Regions from separate parts of the Homo sapiens genome. Here all the other regions are linked to region 5. The links are chromatin loops, found by intact Hi-C in ENCODE. Cell type or tissue: endothelial cell of umbilical vein. All regions are shown on one strand.

Region 1 (4,000 bases), 90 kb before region 5:
AAAATGCCTGCCGCATGAGTTGAGTTTTATTTGGAAGAATTATTTTAATTGGGCTTTCAGCCTGTAATCAGAATCTTGAGATGCCATAATTTGCAGAGCAAATACTTTATTTATACTGGGAAAAACAAGGGATTGGGTTAATAGGCTCCTTACCATTTTAAGGGAATAAAAAGAATGGTTTGTATAGCAAGTAATCTCCAGGGAGAAAAACATTGTTTTTCTGTTTCTTTTCTGGTACTTTACTTACTATCCTAGAGGCTGAGTGTGTTTGTAATAAGCATCACTAAGCAATAAGTATGTATGTAAGTATAGGAACTATTAATATTTCAGTTTGGGAAGAGTTGTTTTAGGAATTAGCATTCCTTTTTAGTTTGATTTTGGGAATTCTTGGTGATTAAAAAATGTTTTAAAATCTTCAGCACAATTCACAATTGCAGAAACGTGGAACCAGCCCAAATGCCTATCAGTCAACAAGTGGATAAAGAAACTTTGGTGTATATATATGATGGATTACTACTGAGCTATAAAAAGGAATGATTAATGGCATTTGCTGCTACCTGGATGAGACTGGAGACTATTATTCTAAGTGAAGTAACTCAGGAATGGAAAACCAAACATTGTATGTTCTCACTCATAAGTGGGAGCTAAGCTATGAGGATGCGAAGGCACAAGAATGACACAATGGACTTTGGGGACGTGGGGGAAAGGATGGGAAGGGGGTGAGGGATAAAAGCCTACAAATAGGGTGCTGTGTATACTGCTTGGGTGATAGGTGCATGAAAATCTCACAAGTCACCACTAAGGAACTTATCCATGTAGGCCAGGTGCGGTGGCTCACGCCTGTAATCCCAGCATTTTGGGAGGCCGAGGCGGGTAGATCACCTGAGGTCAGGAGTTGAAGACCAGCCTGGCCAACATGGTGAAACTCTGTCTCTACTAAAAATACAAAACTTAGCCAGATGTGGTGGTGGGTGCCTGTAATCCCAGCTACTAGAGAAGCTGAGGCAGGAGACTCGCTTGAACCCAGGAGGCGAAGGTTGCAGTGAGCCAAGATCATGCCACTGCACTCCAGCTTGAGCGACAGAGTAAGACCTTGTCTCAAAAAAAAAAAAAAAAAAAAAAAGAAGAACTTACCCATGTAACCAAACACCACCTGTTCTCCAATAACCTATGGAAATAAAAAAATAAAATGTTCATTTTATCTAAGTTTACCCATATACGCTAAGAATTAAAGAAAGATTCAGTTTGGATTAGATCCAAGGTGAGTTCAGGTTCTGCTCACTTCTCAAATATTACAAGTTTATTACTTTCCCTGAGATGACCGCAAATCATCTATAAATACTTGCTTTTCTACTTTCTGCCATTTTCTTTTCCACTCTGACCATTAAGTGGTAGAATGCCTTGTCCACTGTCCTAAGAAGGTCAAAGATGAACCCATTCTTAAAGATTATCACCGGGTAACCAAAACATGGGGGTGAATTTTAGGGAATTTCCAGCCTTGTTGTCAGGTTAGAAGTTTCCAGCCTTGTGTGGTTCTCTGCTGTGGAAGAAGTTGCTGCTGTTGATCATTTATTTTCTGGGTGAGAATCCTGTCACCACTTGCTCATTTCCCCCTAGAGGATGGCCCCACTGCCTTCATGCTGCTTCCTTTGGTAGTGTCTTTGTTCTTGGCTCTTTTAATTTTCCTCTGAATCATTTTTCTTCTTTTATTCTTTGTTCTATTTTTCCTTTCTTCTAGTCACCTGAGCAGGATTATACTTAACTCAGGGACACGTTTAAGGCAGTTTGATGGTATGGGCTCTAGAGCAAGTCTCCATGTATTGGCTCTGCATCTTTGGTCAAGATACTTAGTTTTACCAAGCCTCAGTTTCTTCATCTGTAATATGGGCTAGTGATAATGTCAACCTGGAGGACTTACTGAGATCAAGTGAGAAAATCTATTTTAAGCACTTACCCAACATTTATAGACCACTTAATTTGTGCTTTTTGAAGGAGACCGCAATTAGTTCTACAGCTTCTGTTAATAGCAGAGCAATGTAAAGGTACCTGTCACCTTATGCTGCAGTTTCTTCACCTGTAAATTGAAGATAATTTTACAGGTTACTACAGCTTGAGGTTACTATGAGAACTAAATGAGATACTACATGCAAAGCACTTAAAACCATACCTAGCATATGGAAAGCTCTCAATCAATGCCAGCTATTATTATTATTATTATGTTATTCCTGTACTGTTATTGGGAAAAACTAAAAGGATATGTGACCACAGCATGCGATTGATTCATCCTGGTTTGGTTAAGCCCTATCCTGAGGTTGATTTCCATGGCTAGCAACTTGACTGTCCTTCTCTTGCTCTTTCAGCTGCGCAGTTGGACAGCATTGGCTTCAGCATAATCAGGAAATGCATCCATGCTGTGGAAACCAGAGGTAAAGTAGTTTAACAGATGGCATTGTTCTCATAGAAGGTCACGCATCTGGTGAGGAGTCAGACCTGCTACCTGCTGTTTCCTGACTTTAAGTGACTCATTAGCTCCCCAAGTGCCATTGTCAGTGGATTTCCACAAGTCTTGTTGGTCTCAAGCAGGAGGTCCTAACTGATTTTGTGTCACCAACTTCTTTGGCTGATCAGAAGAATGTGTTAAATATCTAAAATACGTATGATTATAGAAACCAGTTACTGAAATTCGATTTTTAAAATATTAAAAAACACAGGGTATCATGATATATGTGTTTCTTTGTTAACACTTTATAAGTGATAGTGGTGGGTCTGATAACTGACATAATTTGGGAGCAGTGATATTTCAAGATATCCATAATAATTGTAATGTGTTATGAAAATATCTGTGATTTCTGACCAAGTTGCAGGTACCGCTAATGCTCCTGTAATTTGTTGCTTACATCCATAAAGGAAGGAAATGCTTAATGTCAGTTATAGGTTAGTGAAGATAAAGATGTAATTGTTTTCCTGTCTAAGTTCACAGACACCCTAAATTTTCTCTGGCAGACATCTTGGGGTCTGTGAACCCAAGATGCTCTGGGGAGCTAGTCCCTGGGGACCACCCAGGTAGAGAAAAGGGGTCAGGCCCATGTTCACACTGATCTTTCCCAGGTCTGTGGGAGCAGGACATTAAGATCAAGGAGGCTGGTTCATCCTGATGGTCTCCATCCCTTCTTCAGAGACAGCCACAAAGGAGATTCCTCAGTCCCAGCAGTTTGAAGCTTTGAGTTTGCTGGTCTGTTGTACCGCTGAGAAAAGCTATTAACCATCTTTCCACTGGATTTGATTTGAACCGTTGTCAGAGATGTGAATCTTATTTACTCACAGCCTCTCAGCCTACCAGCCCTTTTTAAGTAGTGGAAAGAAATTCTCTCTTTTAAAGCAGGATTCATAACTTGCCAGTTGAGAAATATACACTTTTTTTTCCATAAGGACTGTGAGGCATTAAGTAGAGGGAAGAGAGAGAATTTAAAAACCTACCCTTATGTATACTGTCAAAAGATATTTTTTCCAAAACAGTTGTAATGTATGGAAACATTTTTTAAAATGTTCAGTTATTTCCCCTGTACCTCTCTTAAATAAAGAATTAAGGCATCTTGTAAAGGTATGTAAGATATATCCAGAGAATATAAAGTAGAAGTAGGTGACATTTCTGGGAATTGGTCTTGAGGAAATAAGGATATGGGCCAGATTGAGCCATAAGGATGTTTACACCGTGGTGATGTTAAGGTACAAAATCAGAAACGGGCCAAATGTCTCAAAAATGGGTTAAATCAACAGTGGTACATCTGTGTAGTAAAAAACTGTGAATCACTGACAATGCAATGGAAATACATTTTTTGACATACGGCCTTTTTTTTTTTTTTTTTTTTTTTTTTTTTTGAGACAGAGTCTCTTTCTGTCCCCAGGCTGGAGTGCAGTAATGCAGTCTCGGTTCACTGCAAACTCCAACTCCCTGGTTCAAGGGATTCTTCTGCCTCAGCCTCCTGAGTAGCTGGGATTA
Region 2 (4,000 bases), 67 kb before region 5:
AAATGCCAGATGGCCTTCCCAGAGGATGCTGGGGAAGTGCTCATGCAACCAGGCCACCAAGCAGAGTTTTCAGGGGGATTTTACCTATGGTGATCAAGGGCAAATTGGAGTGTGTTGTCCATGATACCAGGTCACCACACAGAATTTTGTGGGATTATATGTTCTTATGCTCATCAAGAACAAACAAAAATATGTTGTGGGTTTACAGAATTTGGGTTTTTAGTAAAGAGGACTGGATTCTAGAGCTGACTCTGTTATTAACCTGCTGCTTAACCAGCCCTGAACAAACTGCTGAACTTTCTATTCCTTAGTTTCCCCATCTGTCTAATATGGATAATAGACTCCCCTTTTTCTACAAGGATCATTGATTTTTGAAGTTACATGCATTAAAGCCTTTGAAGAAGTATAAAGAATAAAGGAATTATTTTTGGCAAATACTCACTTGTCCTCTGAGATAATCAAAGCATTCAGTAGGGACCTGATTTTCTTGGAATGGTTTTGAATATTTGTGTATTTACTGTTCCTTGACCCTTTCACAAATGGCATTGCTGACTTCCCGTGCTGCATTCATCACTACTTGTGTGTGTGTTCTAACCTTCCGTTGACTTTGATGGTATGTTCTTGATTGCAGACTGGAGCACAAGAAAAGAATGAGAGCATAACAGTTAACCTAAATTATTAAACCCTACATTCTATTGAACTGATGTGTTATAAATTTGGCCCTTATAGTCCATACTTTGCTATGCCATTAGGGTATTTCTTGGGGATAAGTTGATATTCTTCTGAGGGAGATTGTAATGGTTAGTTTTCATCTTTCTGTCAAGCACTTGATATTGCCTTTGGGAAAAAGAGTGATATATATCATGAAGATTTCCACCATTTCCTCATTTCCATCAAGAAGCCAAGAGTGTCTTGTGTGTTATTGGGAAGGAATTCGGCAAAGCCACAGTTGCTCCATTATTGACCAACTTTTTTTCTTGGCTTTCCATATCAGAGCTGCTTGTTCAGGAGTACTTAGGAAGAATAGCAGATAACATGCAAGTTTACAGGAGAATGCCCTAAAGGTGTCAAAGAATCCCGATGAAGCATGTTTAAAATAATGGGAACTGGGCTTTAAAAAGTAACTCCAGATGCTCTGAGATGACAGTTGAGTACCAGTTCCACACAACCTAGAGTCAGGCGTTTGTTAAGCAGAGAAGCTGGTTTAGATCTTAGTTGCAAAACTTTGCACACTTGAAGGACAAACACCAAGACATAGAAGGTTCCAGGTGCACCCTCCAGCCTAGCATGTGTGGGGATGCTCATGACTGCTTCATGGCCATCGGGTCTGAAAGAGGCCTTCAGGCCTGCAGAGAGCAGCTGGAGAAGGGTTAGGAACCATCTGAAAGCCATGGGCCTTTTCAAGCTGTGCAGTTGGAAGGAGAGCTTAACTGAACTGAGAGAGACCAAAAGTGAAGGGTGACCCAGCAGAGCCAGTGTTGCGTTTTTCCTACTTTTAAATTTCCTTTAGGATTGTTAGGATTCTTTAAAGAAGAAGAAAAAAGGATTTAAAAAACAAAACCAAACCCTTAAGGTAGATCTTGAACAGTTGAACTTGTTCATCTCCTGGTTGGATGACTCACTTTCTCCTCCTTTTCCCACCCTTTCCCCCTCCAGTCCCATTACATTCAGTCCATCCTTGTTACTAACCTAAGAGTTGTAAACTGGAATTTGCAAATCACAGTTGTGACCTTGACACATTTTTGTTTTTTTGGCCTTCTAACCAATTTAAGGCAATTTTATTTTTGGAGTTGTTTACTTCATAGCATTTCTTGATCATTGTCTTATCTGTGAAACTTGAGAATGATTTTCTGTGGTTTTATGGCATGTTTTGATCATTTAATTATCAAGAAATCTACCTGTAGACAAGCTCTCATGCTGTAATGTGAGTTGGTTAGAGCTAGTATTAGACTATAGCGGACTCAAATTCTTAGCGTGCTGTGTTCTTGTCTCTCGAGCCTCTATATTTAAAATGTCCCTGTGGAGAAGGATATGAATGAGCAGTGTTGAATCCAGTAAAGAGTATTTATTTAGGTCTGAAAAAATTCTTTGGCATCCAGAGGAGTTCTAAGATTCCACTTAAACTTTATATTCTCATTTACAGCACTGTCCTTATTTTAAAATCAAGCAGTAAGGGAAAGTTAACTTGGGACAAGAGGTTTGTCTGATTCCAGTTTTCTCAGGTTTAGACTTACCCTAGGCTATGCCTGAGCTATTGTTCCTCTGGGCTACTTACTTAATGGTCAGCTTCCTTCCTAAGTTTTGGTTTCAGGGCTGATTCTGCTGGAAAACTGGTGTTTACTTCTCTTATTACTTACTGTTTGCCTTGTGCATCTCAGAATTCTGGTTCAAAGGCAAGCATTTTGTATTGTATATTTTTTAAAGTACTCTTTTGAAACATTTTCCAAAACTGATTTCCCTTAGCCACAGAGGGAGATTTAAGGCATTTTATATTTAATCCCAGCTAAAAATTCATTCAGAGGGGAAAAAAAGTATTGGGTGGGGGGAAGGATAAAAACTCCAAACCTCTAAAGCAAATGATTACCAGGGTACATCCAAATCACAGAGATGTTGGATTTGTTTCAGACCTCAGAGGGAACATAAAAATTATAGGCAACCATGCACATATTTTTGTAGTTTCAGCTTAAATCTACTATGATAATTAGATGTTTTCTGTTTGGATCTTGGAATCTAGTATACAGTCTGGAGTCATGTGCCTCAAAGCATGGTTAGAATAACCCGGGGCGCTTGTTTACATTGACATTTCTGGGCTCTGTGGGTCTACTCAGTCAGGCTCGCTGCCTGGGAATCTGCATTTCTGATTTATTTTGCAGGTAATTATTATGTGAACAGTGATCTAAGAACCACTGGCCCAGAGAATGGGCCATATGCAAGGATTTTCTAGGACAGAGAAAAATGATATTGAGAGGAATATGGATTGGGATGTAGGCGAATATTAGAATTAGAAAGAAGAAGCTCAAAGCAGTGAGTTCAAAAGGGAGATTTTATTGTCGTGATTAAATTAGCTTTTAAAAATCCAGTTTTGACTTTCCAAGTCTTTGCAATTTGACTTTGTGTTGAGTTTTCAACAAATGTTTTTGTTTTAAAATCATGCAAAAGGCATTTTTACTTTTGCGTGATTTAGTTTTGCATGATTTACTTTTGCAAGAAAAAAATCATTCCCAGATAGCTGTGGATCCTTGTGCCAATTTTTCTACCTCTTTGAGCCTCAGTTTTCTTTCTCTTCCAATTGTATAATTCTGTTATTTTTATCAGGTGGAGCAGGACACGAGAAAAGTATCCCACTCTTATAATCATAGAGGAAATAAGAGTAGATGAGTAATAAAGACTAATTTCATGGTAATTTCCTAATGTTTACATATTATGACTCCAAGTATGTTGTATATCCCCACACATACCATTCGTAGTGGCTCATTGTAGATTTATTACCGTGTATGCAGTGAGGAAGGATTTCAAAGAACTCTTCATACATCAGGAGTAGATATTAAAAATACCTTTTCACAGCTGGTTTTCCCAAAATACTTATTGAGAAACAAACCTGAGTCTTTTTCCTTTTTTGGAGCAACTGTTCCTTTGTTGCAGGGGCATTGGAGAGGCAGAGCACTGTCTTGCTTCCCCAGAGAGATATGGTATCATTTAGGATGCTTTGAGCTGCAAGAAACAGAAAATCCAATTGAAAATGGCTTAAACAATAAGGAGATCTGTTGTGTCATGACACAGAATCTGTCCTGAGAGTTGGTTAGTTTCTCAGCTCATGAAGGACTCAGGTTATTTTCATGTTCCTGCTCAGCCAGCGTCTTGTGTTGGCTAGCTCCTCGCAGAGTCCCAGCATACTTTATTGTGTCCTTGCATGTTAGTGCTTGTCCAGAAGCAGAAAAGGCATTATTTCTTCTCTGAGTCCCTTTTTAAGGGCTAGGATGATACTTTTCCCAGACATCTT
Region 3 (4,000 bases), 56 kb after region 5:
GAAACCTGGCCAGCTTCCTTTACTCATCACTGACTTCTCAACAATGATCAAGACCTGTTGATTCTGTTCTCACAGCAGCCTACCAGTCACCATCCCCACTGCCACCACCTCAGCCCAAGCCTTGGCCATCTGGCCTTCCTGACCCTTTTTACTGGCTCATTCTCTACTCTGAAACCTGTGGGATTGTTCTACCATGCAAGCTTGAACACAGCACTCTCCTGCATAAGAGTCTTTGATGGCCCCATGGATACTATATACTCCTTAATCCTTTTATTAACTGGGAGGCCTGGGTGACCTACTCTGGCTTGCCATTGCAGCGTCTGTTTACACTCTTTACTTTGACCTTACTGTACTTGTTGCACTTCTGCAACCTTGCCCTGTTTCCTCTCATCTCTGGGGAACACTGTGTTCTTAAACATCACTTCCTTCAGAAAGCCTTTCCTGCTTCCCCCTCCTTACACCTTCCTCCTCCATGCTCCCTAAACTTGATGGGAGAACTCTCGCGTGTTAGGGAAGCATCATCCCCAGTGGGGCACTTATCAGTGTGTTGTCATCACCTGGTTATTTGTCTCATTCTCTGTGGGCCATACCTGTCTTCCCAGTTGTATCTCCTCAGTGCCAAGCACAGTGGCTGGAACAGAGTGACAAACATTTATTTATACGTGACATGAATGAGTAAACAAATGAATTACACCGGAATAGATTTCTGGACAATTCATTTTGCAAAAAGAGGAACTTTAGCTCCGCACTTTGGAGATGCCAGTGTCTTTGAGATGTTAAGGACTTTTTGTTTTGTTTTTGTTTTTTAATTCTTTAACTATGTTACAGGTTTAGCAATGCCTCCGATTCAGGAATTTGTTTAAAACCCCCCAGTGGCTTAGAGCTGCACATAGAATAAAATCTAAACTGTTTCTCATGGTCTACATGGTCAGCCATTGTTTACCTGACTTAACTAACCTCTCCGACTTCCCCTGACACGGCTGCCTCCCTGGCTTGTACGCTCCTGTGCTTATTCTTGTCCCCGTACAAAGCACATCCATTCTCGCTGTGAGGCCTTAGCAGCACCTGCTCCTGCTGCCTCAGAAGGTTCTTCCCTGATCCTTACATGCTATAGCCTGCCCTGACCCTTCTGTCCCCACACCCATCACTGTCTACCACATCACTCTGTGTTATTTCCCTAATAGTAGTAAGAGTTGACAACTCTTACTACTCTTACTACTGTTAACTCATCTCAGCTACTATTCTGGAGGAACACAAAGCACTCGGCTTTGGTGCTAACCCACTGGGAGTTGGCCTTATCTTGAACAGTTGCAAAACTCATCCACAGTTCATCATCTGCTGAAGAGTGGCTTGCAGATGATGAACTGGGAAACTCCATAGGTTTCCCTCTGAAATGTTCTTGCCCGGTATTTCACTCGTTTGTCTCTCCTCATGACACTAAGCTCCATGAGAGTAAGGCCTGTCCTGTCTTGTGTATCACAGGATTCTCAGCACTTAGGACAAGACCTGGCTCTGATGCTTCCTAAATATTTGTTAAGTGAATCCGTTTTAGTTTAAAAAAACAATAAAACTTGGTTTGTTGATAAGCTATGAACTCCTTTACCCAAACCCTGTCATTAACATGGAAGATGCACAAGATCATTTATTGTCTACTCTAGCTAATTGGCCTAGGAGATAATTCACATAACAATTGATTTTTATATACTCATAGCCCTGAAATTTCCTGGCTATAAAGACAAATCCCTTGCTCTATGTGTGTGGTGGCCTGGCCATGCCAGTTCTCTTAAGTAAACAGTCACTCTGTCGTTATCCACCCAATTCTCAAAATCAAGCCCCATGTAAATAGTCATCTCCATAAATCCTGTCAAGAAAATTAATTTTTAGGGTACAGTCATTGGTTTTATTGTAGTCCTCCTAATCCTGTGTGACATAGATCCTTTGGAAAGTTGGTGCTACCAGTTGGGAAGTGCCCCAGCAGGCCCCGTGGTTGTCTGGCTTTGTTGACTGTCTGAATGCAACACGTTGACAATGGGTTAGCTGCTTTGGTTTTAGGGTTATTCTCCTTATGCCTCATGCAAATGAAAAGTGGCAAAAAAAAAAAAAAAAAAGAAAAAAAAACCTCATTTCCTTTCCTAGATAAGGCCTGTAGGGGAATTTCGGCTGTTCTTGGTGGCAGTATAATCTCACAAAAGATGTATAAACACAGTGCTTTGCCAAATATTTACAGAGCTGAGGGGCAAGAGGTGGGTTGGCATAGGGCCAGATTAAAATGTCCTGGAAGGTTTTCTGTGATTCCTCAGAATGCCAAATTCATATACATGGTCTCCTCACCTGTGAAATGGGGCTAATGGTAGGACCTGCCTGCTGATCTTATCGTGGGGATTGAGGAGATAATGAGAGCCGTGTGCTCCGTGACCTGCCTGGTAATAAGCCTTCAGTAAATGTTAACTCTTAGTACTATTAGCTCATCTCAGCTACTATTCTGGAAGAACACAAAGCTCACAGCTTTGGTGCTAACCCACCGGGAGTTGGCCTTATCCTGAACAGTTGCAAAACTCACCCACAGTCCATCCTGTGCCGGGGAGCAGCTTGCAGGCAACTCATTTCTTGAGCTCTTCCCTGCCCACACGTACTGTGAGTTGCCAAGAAAGCAGCAGCTGCATTCACCAGTGGAAATTCCCCCGGGGCCTCCTCGGACGCCACCCCTACCTCTGGTTATGGGCGAAGGCGTACCAGGGGAATGGCTTCCTCCACCAACTCCTTAGTGTCTGATGTAGGTCTCTGACTACCAGTGTGAGTCCTGTGGCTCCTCAGCAGTGTCTCTGCGCCTGTCTCTGTCGTGCTCCTAAGCAGGCAGAGATGCTGGTGGAGAATATAGTAGAAGGGACTTGGGGAAGGACTCCATTTTCTTAAGTTTCAGTAGAAGTTTGGATAACCTGTAGTTTTTAAAGATTGATGCTCCTGCCTTCTTTCCTCTCCTCATGGTAACCAAATGGTTTGAAGTTCCCTTTGCCCCTGTTCAGAAACTCTGACCCTTGAATAAAGGGGTAAAGTATTTAGATTCTGAAAGTTTCATGGGGGAAAGGGGTTAAGGGAAAGCAGTGTATGTGTGCAAATGCTGACAGTCTGAATATTACATTATCTATTTCAACAAATAAACCTTGGACCAGATCAGGCTATCCAATACAGAGACAACATTGATCTTTCAGGAGGGATCTGCCAAGTCTGAAATGCCAGCTGTCCCTTCCTGCCCATTAGGGGGTAGAGAATGCCTCTTTTGGACTAGCTGAAATACTCATTACAAATATTCAGGCCTCCCCCTAACCTGAATTAATGTATTATTGCTTATCCTTTTGTCTCTCCCGTAAAAACATGTATAAGGAGCATTCCCTGGTGATTCCCTGAGGGTTATGGAGGGACATTTTACCTGCCAGAGTGTCTCCAGCATCACAGCTGGAGGTGCCGTGGGTGGGGGTCTGTGTGCCTGTGTGTGTGCAGCATGTGTGTATCTACTATATAAAAGCTCATTCATTCCCTTGCTATAATTCAGTGTTCAGACTCAGCTTGCTGACTGATGGACTGGGGGAAGCCAGTAATTCTTAATTCAGGAGAAGAGGCTAAGGGAGAACAAATCTACCCTCCTGTCTCTCATCGGCCCCCTTGTTCTGAAACACTGCAGTGGTTCAGAGAAGTCCCCTCTTAGAGCTTTCATTTCTTTTGGAGGGATGGTTTGAACCTAGACTGGATCTGCCCCATTTTTGCCTTAGCAAGTCTTGATGAGTTCATTGGACAGAGGCAACAAAATCCATATACTCAAGAGACTGAAAAAGGGGAGAGGAGGGAAGGAACGTGTGTGAGGCCAAATTGCCCCACTGGGGGTGGGATTATAAAGGAGTGCGACCTTTCTGGCAATACGTGTTGTAAGCCTTATGATGGGCTTATATTTTGACTCAGCCACTGCACCCCTAGTATTTATCAGAAGGAATTAATGAGAGGTCTA
Region 4 (4,000 bases), 94 kb after region 5:
TGTCTTGGTCTCTGATTCATTTTCATTGTCTACCAGCTATTAATATTTAATTTTGGCCAAGATGCTTAACTTTTCACAGCCACAGTTTTTCATCAGTAAAGTGAGGATAATAGCAGAACCAACTCCATAGTCATTCTGAAGATGAAAGGAGGAAACTCAGGTGTGAAGTGCGTATTCGCAAAGGGTCTGCCACCTGGCATGTGCTCAACATGTTATCATCCTTATCAGCATGGGTCACACCCTCTGGTTAAATAGAGGCCTGATACAGTGGGAAGGGAGTTGGTCTCTGGAGTCAAACAAGCTGGGTTCAAATTTTGGTTCCAGTATTATGACCATGCACAAATTATTTTACCTCTCTGAGCCTTAATTTTCTCATCTGCAAAATACAGATAATAATAATACAAGCTGGGATCCTGAGGATCAAATGAATCAACATGTCTAAAACTCCAAGCACACAGCAGCTTCATAACATATCTAAGTGTTAGCTTGTATCATTATAATTCACGAGGCAGAAGGGAGTTACTGAAGGTTGTGGAGCCAGGAAGTGCTATAATCCAAACCAAAACGCACTGAAAAACTAGATAGAGAAGCAAAGCTTAGCACGTTTGAACAGCATATAAATAGGACCCATGAATACTATGTGGAATGTACTATGAGCATTTTAGGTGTCTGGAGGAGGAGGGAGCAGGTAGAAGGGATTCCATGGTAGTATTTACAAAGGAAGTGGGGCTTCAGCTAAGCCTTTACATGGAAACAGAAGACAGCAGAAAGAAAGGGGGCACTGGTGCTGCCTCCCTCCTCTATTAGTAAATGACAATTTGCATTTTATCTCAGAGGCATTTGGGCACAGAAAAGTTATAGCTCCTAACTTCCTGTGAGCTAGTGAAAATACAGGTTCCTGTGTCCCATTCCCAGAGATTCTGCTTTAATTGATTTGCCATGGGGCCCAGGAATGTGCAGTTTGAATAAGCATCCTGAGGGTTCCGAAGCACATGGTCTGGCACATGCTTTCGTATAAATCCTGGCTTGAAGCCTCAGTGAGTCAGCAGTCCAACCCAAAGGCTGTGTTATCTCCTGCCATCTCCTGTGACCTACCTTTTGGCCTCCAGTTTGGAGGGCCTCTCTTGTCCCCTCTAATTCTTCCCTTAGCCCTCAAATTGCATTGTAAATGTTTTCACCCCAGTACCTGTGCTGTGGGTGAACAGCTAGCCAGGAAAAGGAGAAAGGTCTGAAGGAGATGGACTCAGTGCATCCAGTAGAGTAATAACTCAACTTGGAGCTTGGCTATAAAGCGGGAGGGCCTGGTTTTTGTTTTTTTGTTTTGTCAGTCTGGCTGCTTTATTCTTTCTACGTTTTTATTTTGGAGAATGGGTTTGATTTGTTAATTTTATTCTAAACATTTGATTTTTCCTGAAGCTTAGGTGGGTGGTAAGGGCCATCTGGTTTTACTAGGTCGCTACTAGGAGGGGGTCTTGCTGAGCAGTCCCGATCCAGGGTCTCCTACTGACTAGCCTGTACTGAGCATTTGCTCTGTGCCTGGCTCTGTGCCGAGTGCTTTATCCACACCAGCTCCTTTCATATTTGCAAGAACCCAGTAAAGGGAAGAGGGTCTTGTTGTCACCAGTATGAAGTGCAGAAACTGAAGTGATCTTGGAAGCTTTGGTTGGATGGATGGGCAGAGGGCAGGGGTATATGGGTGTTCTTTAAGAGTGGCATGGGAGAGCTTTGGTCATTGGAGAGGCCAGGTTGCTTTTAAGTTGTGTCTTCTTCCAAGGCACTTCTCTCCCAGACTGTCTCTTGTGTGGGTTGTCATGAACCCAAAGTATCCTTGCTGTTTATTCCTGAAGCTTAGTGATCTGAAATTGGCCAACTTTGGAGGCCAACTAATAGATGTTTAACCTTGTCTTTTCCTAAGGAGGCACTCAAGGTGTACCCAAAGTTGACTGACACTGATCTTCTGGAAGCCTCAAGGCTGATTCTTTTGCTGCCTCCCATTTGTCTCCTTTGGTTTCTGTTCTTGCGTCTTTCCCTACAAACTGAAACTAGAATTCTGTAGCAGTGTCGGAGCGGAAATGCTTTTCTAAAACAAGCTCAGGAAGTCATTTAATTAGCCCAGGAAGGGAATAGGGGAAAATCTATTCTCTCCAAATAATCTTGGAAAATTGGAGTTTTCCTAACACATTAAGAGTAAATGTCCTGCCTCACTGCAGAGTGATCTGTACATCTTCAGTTGACAAGCATGAACATCCCCCACCTCTTAGTCCCATGATTCCTTCTCTCTTCCTTCCTGCTATTGACTACTGTGCAGACTCAGCTGGATTTTAGATAATCTTTATAATATCACAATGGTTTCCATGGAGATGGATCATGATGTCACAAAAGTAGATATATATTCTTTGGATACTGAAAAATCAAAGGGCAATAGAGGGAGGAAGAGAAGAATTTTCAAACTGGTATATAGAGGAGGGGGAAATCTAGAGAACAGGAAAGAAAACTAAGAAAGGGTGTGAGTGAAACAGAGAAATGGCTATTCAAAGGCTATTCAAAATGACAGCAACCAAAAAAAAAAAAAAAAAAAACCCCAGAAAATTTGCAAGGAAATTAGAAGCAGGGGGTAAGGATTTGAAGGAAAGTAAGATGATGACAAGAAGCTGGATTGATTGATTGAGACAGGGTCTTGCTCTGTCGCCCAGGCTGGAGTGCAGTGGTGCAATCACGGCTCACTGCAGCCTCGACCTGCTGAGCCCAAGCGATCCTCCCGCTTCGGCACTCCCCCTCCTCCAAGTAGCTGGGACTACAGACACGCTCCATCAAACCTAGGTAGTTTTTGTATATTTTGTAGAGACAAGGTTTTGCCATGTTGCCCAGGCTGTTCTTAAACTCCTGGGCTAAAGCAATTCACCTGCCTCAGCCTCCCAAGGTACTGGCATTACAGGCGTGAACCACCAGGCCCAGCCTCTAGAAGCTGGATATCTTTAAAGAGTAGTTCTTAGCAGTCTTCCATGGGCACTGCACTGAGTACATAGTTGATACTGGGCAGGTGGGTGGGTGGATGGATGGAAGGAAGGAAGGAAGGAAGGAAGGATGGAAGGATGGATACATGTATGGATGGACCAGGACAACTGTTGCCCTCTAACAAGAGTAGGAATCTGTCACTTCTTTGTAGTTTAAACCAGGAGCTTCAGAAAATCCGTGAAACCCCTAAAATTGTACACAAAATTTTGTATGTCTGTGTCTGTTTCCTTTTTCATTGTAAAGAAAGTTCAGGACAGCTTTCATCAGAAGGCTTATATTCCACAAAAGGTTCAGAACCTTTGGTTTAAACTTCTAGAATGATGTAACTTAATAAGTGATTGTACTCATTGTCCAAGCTTCCTTCATACACACACACACACACACACACACACACACACACACACCCCACACACACATCTGCCGCCTGCTCTATCTGTAATGCCATCTCTTCTCGCTTTCTCTCCCCTTCCTGTACAGTTCACCCATCTCAGGAGCCTGGCTGGTTGGAGGGGACTCTGAACGGAAAGACTGGCCTCATCCCTGAGAATTACGTGGAGTTCCTCTAACCGTGGGCCCCAGCAGAACTGCTGAGCTTTACATGGTATCCATGACAACTGCTGATTCCAGTGTCGAGGCCATTTCTCTTTGCCACTGAGAAATGCAGCGTGACTGACTCTGTTGCTACCTGTCAACATGAATGTTTCTGTGAGCTCTGGTGTCACTCATCTCCATGATCATCTCAGCCAACATGCATCAGTACTGCAAGAAAAGAAGTCAATCAGCAGAGGAGAGCATTTGATAACTAAGAGGAAGACTTGCAAAGCCGTTTTCTCATGAGTACCCTGAATAGGGGGCACTCATTTTGTTTCAACGGTCCAAACGCCCAACCTTCAGAAAGAGGAAGTCAGATAGAAATAGTCCCTGAGAGCACACTGTGTAGCTAAGCCTGCTGGGGCTGGGTGAAGAAATTGGCGCTGAGATCCAG
Region 5 (4,000 bases):
AGCCAGATTCAAGGCAGGGGGAGCTAGATGCCACCTCTGGGTGGGAGGAGCAGTGTGTGCACACAGGCGTGGGAGGATTGTTGACCGTTATCTCTGCAGGGGATCTATGGTACCCAGCAAGTTTGCATTTAGTTCCCTTTAGGAATGACTCTGCTTTCTTATCAGTGGTTTGTGCTGAGCATGGGTAGCAACCCAGTGTTTTTATGGAGAGTGCTTTTCCGCCTCCTCTCTGCATTGCCATTTTTTATTCAACCAGGAGCCTCAGGCATCTGGTGGTAGTGACAATTTCAGCCCTTAAATGCCCTTTGTGAGCCTTGGTATGGAGAACCAACTCATAAATATCTAAAATTGGAAAAACATTTTTAAGATTGGCATTAAAGAAAAAGGAAAGAGAAGTGGGTAATTCAGTTTCTTTAACCTGGTAAAACACCTCTTTTTCAATAGAAGGTAAGAGACCTCTGTGTTCTAACTAGCTAAGGCATACAATCTTTTCTCTCTTTGCCTACCTGTCTTTCTGTTGTTTTCCAAGGGTTAACATTAGACATTCAGCTGAGGGTTAATAGTGAACATGATCTCCTTTATTTTGTCACTCACACCCACACATCCTCAAGATAGTACCTGCAAGTCTAGAAACACCCTCTCCCCCCAACCCAGAGAATCCATCTATATCTTCCTCCTGGGAGCCATAGTGATGTGTTTCACACACAACTTGTGTTTGGTCAGATAGAGTGCACTAACGACATGCTTACCCTGTCACAATGGTCCAGAACTTCTGTCCTCCACCTCTCTCACGGACCTGGGAGGGAAGCAGTGTTTGGCACAATTCTGGGAAATAAATATCCTAGATTAGGAGGAGACAGAGAGGAAAACAGCTAGGAGATATGATATTATGTTTGGGGGCTCATGGAAATTTTTCTTTTTCCATGTTGGTAATACATACTGATTGTTTACTCAATTAAAATTAATGAATCCTTTAAATGAATACAGTCCAGAAATAATAATGATGATAGTAATAGCTAACTTTTACTTACAGCTTATTGTTTACAAGATATTGTGCTAAGCAGCTTTATATCCATCATTCAATTTTCACAGCAACCCTATAAAATTGATATTTTTAGCTCTGTTTTTACAAATTATAAGCCTGAAGTGCAGACACTTTAAGAAGCAGCTGATTAGGAGAGGAACAGGGGTTGAACTTAGTACTACTCTCAGAACCCAAGCTATTAAAATCTACTCTAGTTAATCTCTTTTCAGTGCAGTAAGCATTTTATTGAATATCTACCATTAGCCAAAGATAAGTAAAATAGGTCCTTCATTTTTCAAGGCACTCCCATTTTATCAAGATAGAACTAACTATAATACAGTGTGCTAAATGACCTCCAGTAAGATGAATAAAGTGTTATGGCATCACTGAGGATAAATAATTTAATTCTACTGGCATTGGGCTCTGACAGATCAATGGAAGTTTTCTAGGCAGAGAAAGAGTAGAGATAGGAGGGACAGCCACTCAGAGGAGCAGCATTAATCAAGTTGTTTGTATTAAAATGGCATGGTTGTGAAAGACTGTGGGTTGTTAGCAAGTAGTGGGTGATGATGCCAGAGAGTTGGATTCAGTCCATTTGCTAAGGGTCCTGAAAACTATAGGAAAAGGTTTTGAACTGACTTCTGAAAACTGGGAGCTCTCAGAAGTTTCCAAGTGGAGGCTAAAATGATTATGTCAGCACTTTAGAAAGACATCCTTGGAAGCTGAACCAAATAGTACTTTGATTGCTGACATCAAAATCACACATTAAACAAATAACACAATAGAGTTAACCATACTGTTCTAAACTTGCAGCTCAGATAGTGTCACCTTTGACCTACAGGCTTTGCTTGGAGGTTAGAGAGAGATTCTTAATTTGTTTCTTTTTGCCAGACTTCCTAAGGGGAAATACTAGCTCATAGCATCATTTCCTATTAGTGACTCCTTACCGTGGACTCTCCTTGAATTATATGAGAACTAAAGAGTAGATTTGATGGTGTAGCTCTTTTTAGCTACAGTCAAGTTTCTGAGTTGAAAGCTCAGATGGCAAAGATTTTGGCTCTTCCCACGCTATGTTAAGGTAGCAGTCAGTTATGCAAAATTACCATTTCCGTATGAACAGAATCTTTTCTCCAAACTCACACCTTATCACACTGAGTCTTAAAACATAAAGTAGGCAAAAACTTAAGGTTATGGTTAAAGCAACCAATATTTTTATGCTTCCAGCTAAGATTTTCAAACAAAATATTGAATGCTGTCATGGTCCAAGATCTCAAAGCCCAGAAATTATATTTATTACAAGGTTTTCCCTTTACTTAGTGTTTTAAACGCTTACTTGCTAATGACTATGACAATTTTAGATGTTTAAGAAGGACAACCATATCAAGAAAACAAACTGCTTGCTTTTCATAGTTTTGGTTCAACATGAAATTTCAGGCTACTTAGTGTATGTGTGTGTGTGTCCCCTTGCTATTAAATTCCAACACATAATAGTAGGATTGCACTTGTTCTGTAACAATCCATGCTGTGTCTTGTGGCTGTGGCACTCGAAACGGTTTCTGTACATGGAGCAGGATATGTGTGTGTTCATGTGTTATGTACCACAGGCTTTTGCCAGCATTGCCTCTTTTGATGCCTATTAATGTTTGACAAAATAAGTTATAATAATTCCTTCCCTAGTCCATCAGTTAGCTTTGGAAGAGGTGGGAGTGTTGATCATTGAGCTGTTAATTCTCAGAAATCCCCAAAGATCGGTGCCCCTTTTTAATGTGTTAACTTTCAACCTCAGATGTCAAGGAGAGGAGCTAGCAATCATGGATGACCCCCACTTAACACCTGGACTAAGCACTAAATCCTAAGCAACCTCGCATTCCCAATAAAATGCTAGTGACTTACAATGTAGTTAGCTCAATTTGAGTTGATTTGGGCCACCAATCTGCCTTGATCTGCTTTTACCAAAATATTGGTGACATTGAAATCCATTGGACTAGTTCTGGACTTTGTGCACAAAATGTACATTAGTTAATATAGTTGGTTTGGCAACTGACAGGTGTTTAGAAGTCGCATTTTATTTCTTTGATATTTCAAACAGTTGTTGATATGCAAAATTAATAAAAAGGTATGACTGGATGCTTCACTATGTTGAAATAGTCATTGGTACTCTTGCCTGCTCAGGAAGCTAATCTTGTCCTGTGGTCATGGCTTTTGTAATTTGTTCATCAATTTTTATTTTTAAATTTTTTGTTGACTTCCCTTCCAATGGTTCTTGCTTGTACTCTTTTTGTTCCTCTCCTTGTTAGGGTTCAGAAGCAAGCTAGATTTACTTGGGTGTTGAGCTAGAATGCTTCTGCCACAGGGCTATTTTCTTTTTTTAGTGACAAGTGCTGTGTAAGATACTCTTCATTAATGTGATAAGGTAGGTTGTGCATTTGAACACATATATTCCCCCCAATAAATCCCAGATAAACCAATAATTGTTTGAATTGTGAAGCTCCTTTAATATTACTCAAATAAAGGTGGAGATTGTTGTTGTATTTTAATCTATCCATCTTTGTCAGCAAAGAGAACAGGAAATAGAATCTTTCTGGAGATATGGAAAATCACAGCTCTCCATGGATTACCCAAGCTGTCTATATATACCCTCAGTTACTAATGTAATTGGTTCCTTTTGAGAGATTTTTAATACAACTACCCAAACTACTTTCTAAATTGTTGATCCCTCTGCCAAAATGCTGATATCAACAGGACATAGGACTTCCAACTGTCCTTAAAAAACCTCTGCAGTTACAGCCTCTGAATTTGGCTTCTTAACAGTTACAATACATAAGCCCTGCTAAGACTTGCCTGGCTTCCACTGTGAAGGTGCTGGGTTTATGGCTTCTCTGAGAGCACCACGCAGTCCTCGGTCCCATTGTCTGTCATGAGAAGGAGTGAGCTGTGCTCAACTGTTGTAGGTCTACTTTCCTAATGCGTCAAACA

What was found. Peaks named below come from ENCODE experiments on the same cell type or tissue, not always from the same donor. Only the 100,000 strongest peaks of a DNase experiment are listed, where the experiment ranks them.
Region 1: a loop joins it to region 5, with 5 times the contacts of the local background. A loop is called at or near these places in 6 of 110 quality-filtered maps.
Region 2: a loop joins it to region 5, with 2.6 times the contacts of the local background. A loop is called at or near these places in 8 of 110 quality-filtered maps.
Region 3: it touches region 5 in a loop (2.0-fold over the local background); 4 of 110 quality-filtered maps call a loop at or near these places.
Region 4: a loop joins it to region 5, with 6 times the contacts of the local background. A loop is called at or near these places in 4 of 110 quality-filtered maps.

The regions. Positions count from the first base shown.
Region 1 is chr5:143,034,836-143,038,835 of GRCh38, forward strand. It overlaps ARHGAP26 (Rho GTPase activating protein 26), which reads left to right. Exons shown (of 23, transcript NM_001135608.3): 13 at 2,361-2,426. Among named protein-coding and RNA genes, the nearest start is that of ARHGAP26-IT1, 160 kb to the right of the region's middle. RefSeq lists an enhancer at 2,078-2,838. In endothelial cell of umbilical vein, no CTCF peak of the experiment used is centred here; a DNase peak (open chromatin) is centred at 2,466; H3K27ac peaks cover 402 bases.
Region 2 is chr5:143,057,918-143,061,917 of GRCh38, forward strand. The region is part of intron 17 of ARHGAP26 (Rho GTPase activating protein 26); the gene reads left to right. Among named protein-coding and RNA genes, the nearest start is that of ARHGAP26-IT1, 130 kb to the right of the region's middle. In endothelial cell of umbilical vein, no CTCF peak of the experiment used is centred here; DNase peaks (open chromatin) are centred at 2,284 and 3,434; H3K27ac peaks cover 2,334 bases.
Region 3 is chr5:143,180,984-143,184,983 of GRCh38, forward strand. All of the region lies in intron 20 of ARHGAP26 (Rho GTPase activating protein 26), which reads left to right. Among named protein-coding and RNA genes, the nearest start is that of ARHGAP26-IT1, 9.5 kb to the right of the region's middle. RefSeq lists enhancers at 2,350-2,509, 2,830-2,879. In endothelial cell of umbilical vein, no CTCF peak of the experiment used is centred here; a DNase peak (open chromatin) is centred at 2,168.
Region 4 is chr5:143,218,866-143,222,865 of GRCh38, forward strand. ARHGAP26 (Rho GTPase activating protein 26) reads left to right here. Exons shown (of 23, transcript NM_001135608.3): 23 at 3,493-4,000. The coding sequence ends at 3,581. It overlaps LOC124901099 (a long non-coding RNA gene), which reads right to left and starts at 2,558. Exons shown (of 2, transcript XR_007058981.1): 1 at 1-2,558. In endothelial cell of umbilical vein, no CTCF peak of the experiment used is centred here; a DNase peak (open chromatin) is centred at 2,286; H3K27ac peaks cover 1,083 bases.
Region 5 is chr5:143,124,732-143,128,731 of GRCh38, forward strand. The region is part of intron 18 of ARHGAP26 (Rho GTPase activating protein 26); the gene reads left to right. LOC124901098 (a long non-coding RNA gene) reads right to left here and starts at 841. Exons shown (of 2, transcript XR_007058980.1): 1 at 1-841. In endothelial cell of umbilical vein, no CTCF peak of the experiment used is centred here; a DNase peak (open chromatin) is centred at 1,870; H3K27ac peaks cover 241 bases; H3K27me3 peaks cover 301 bases.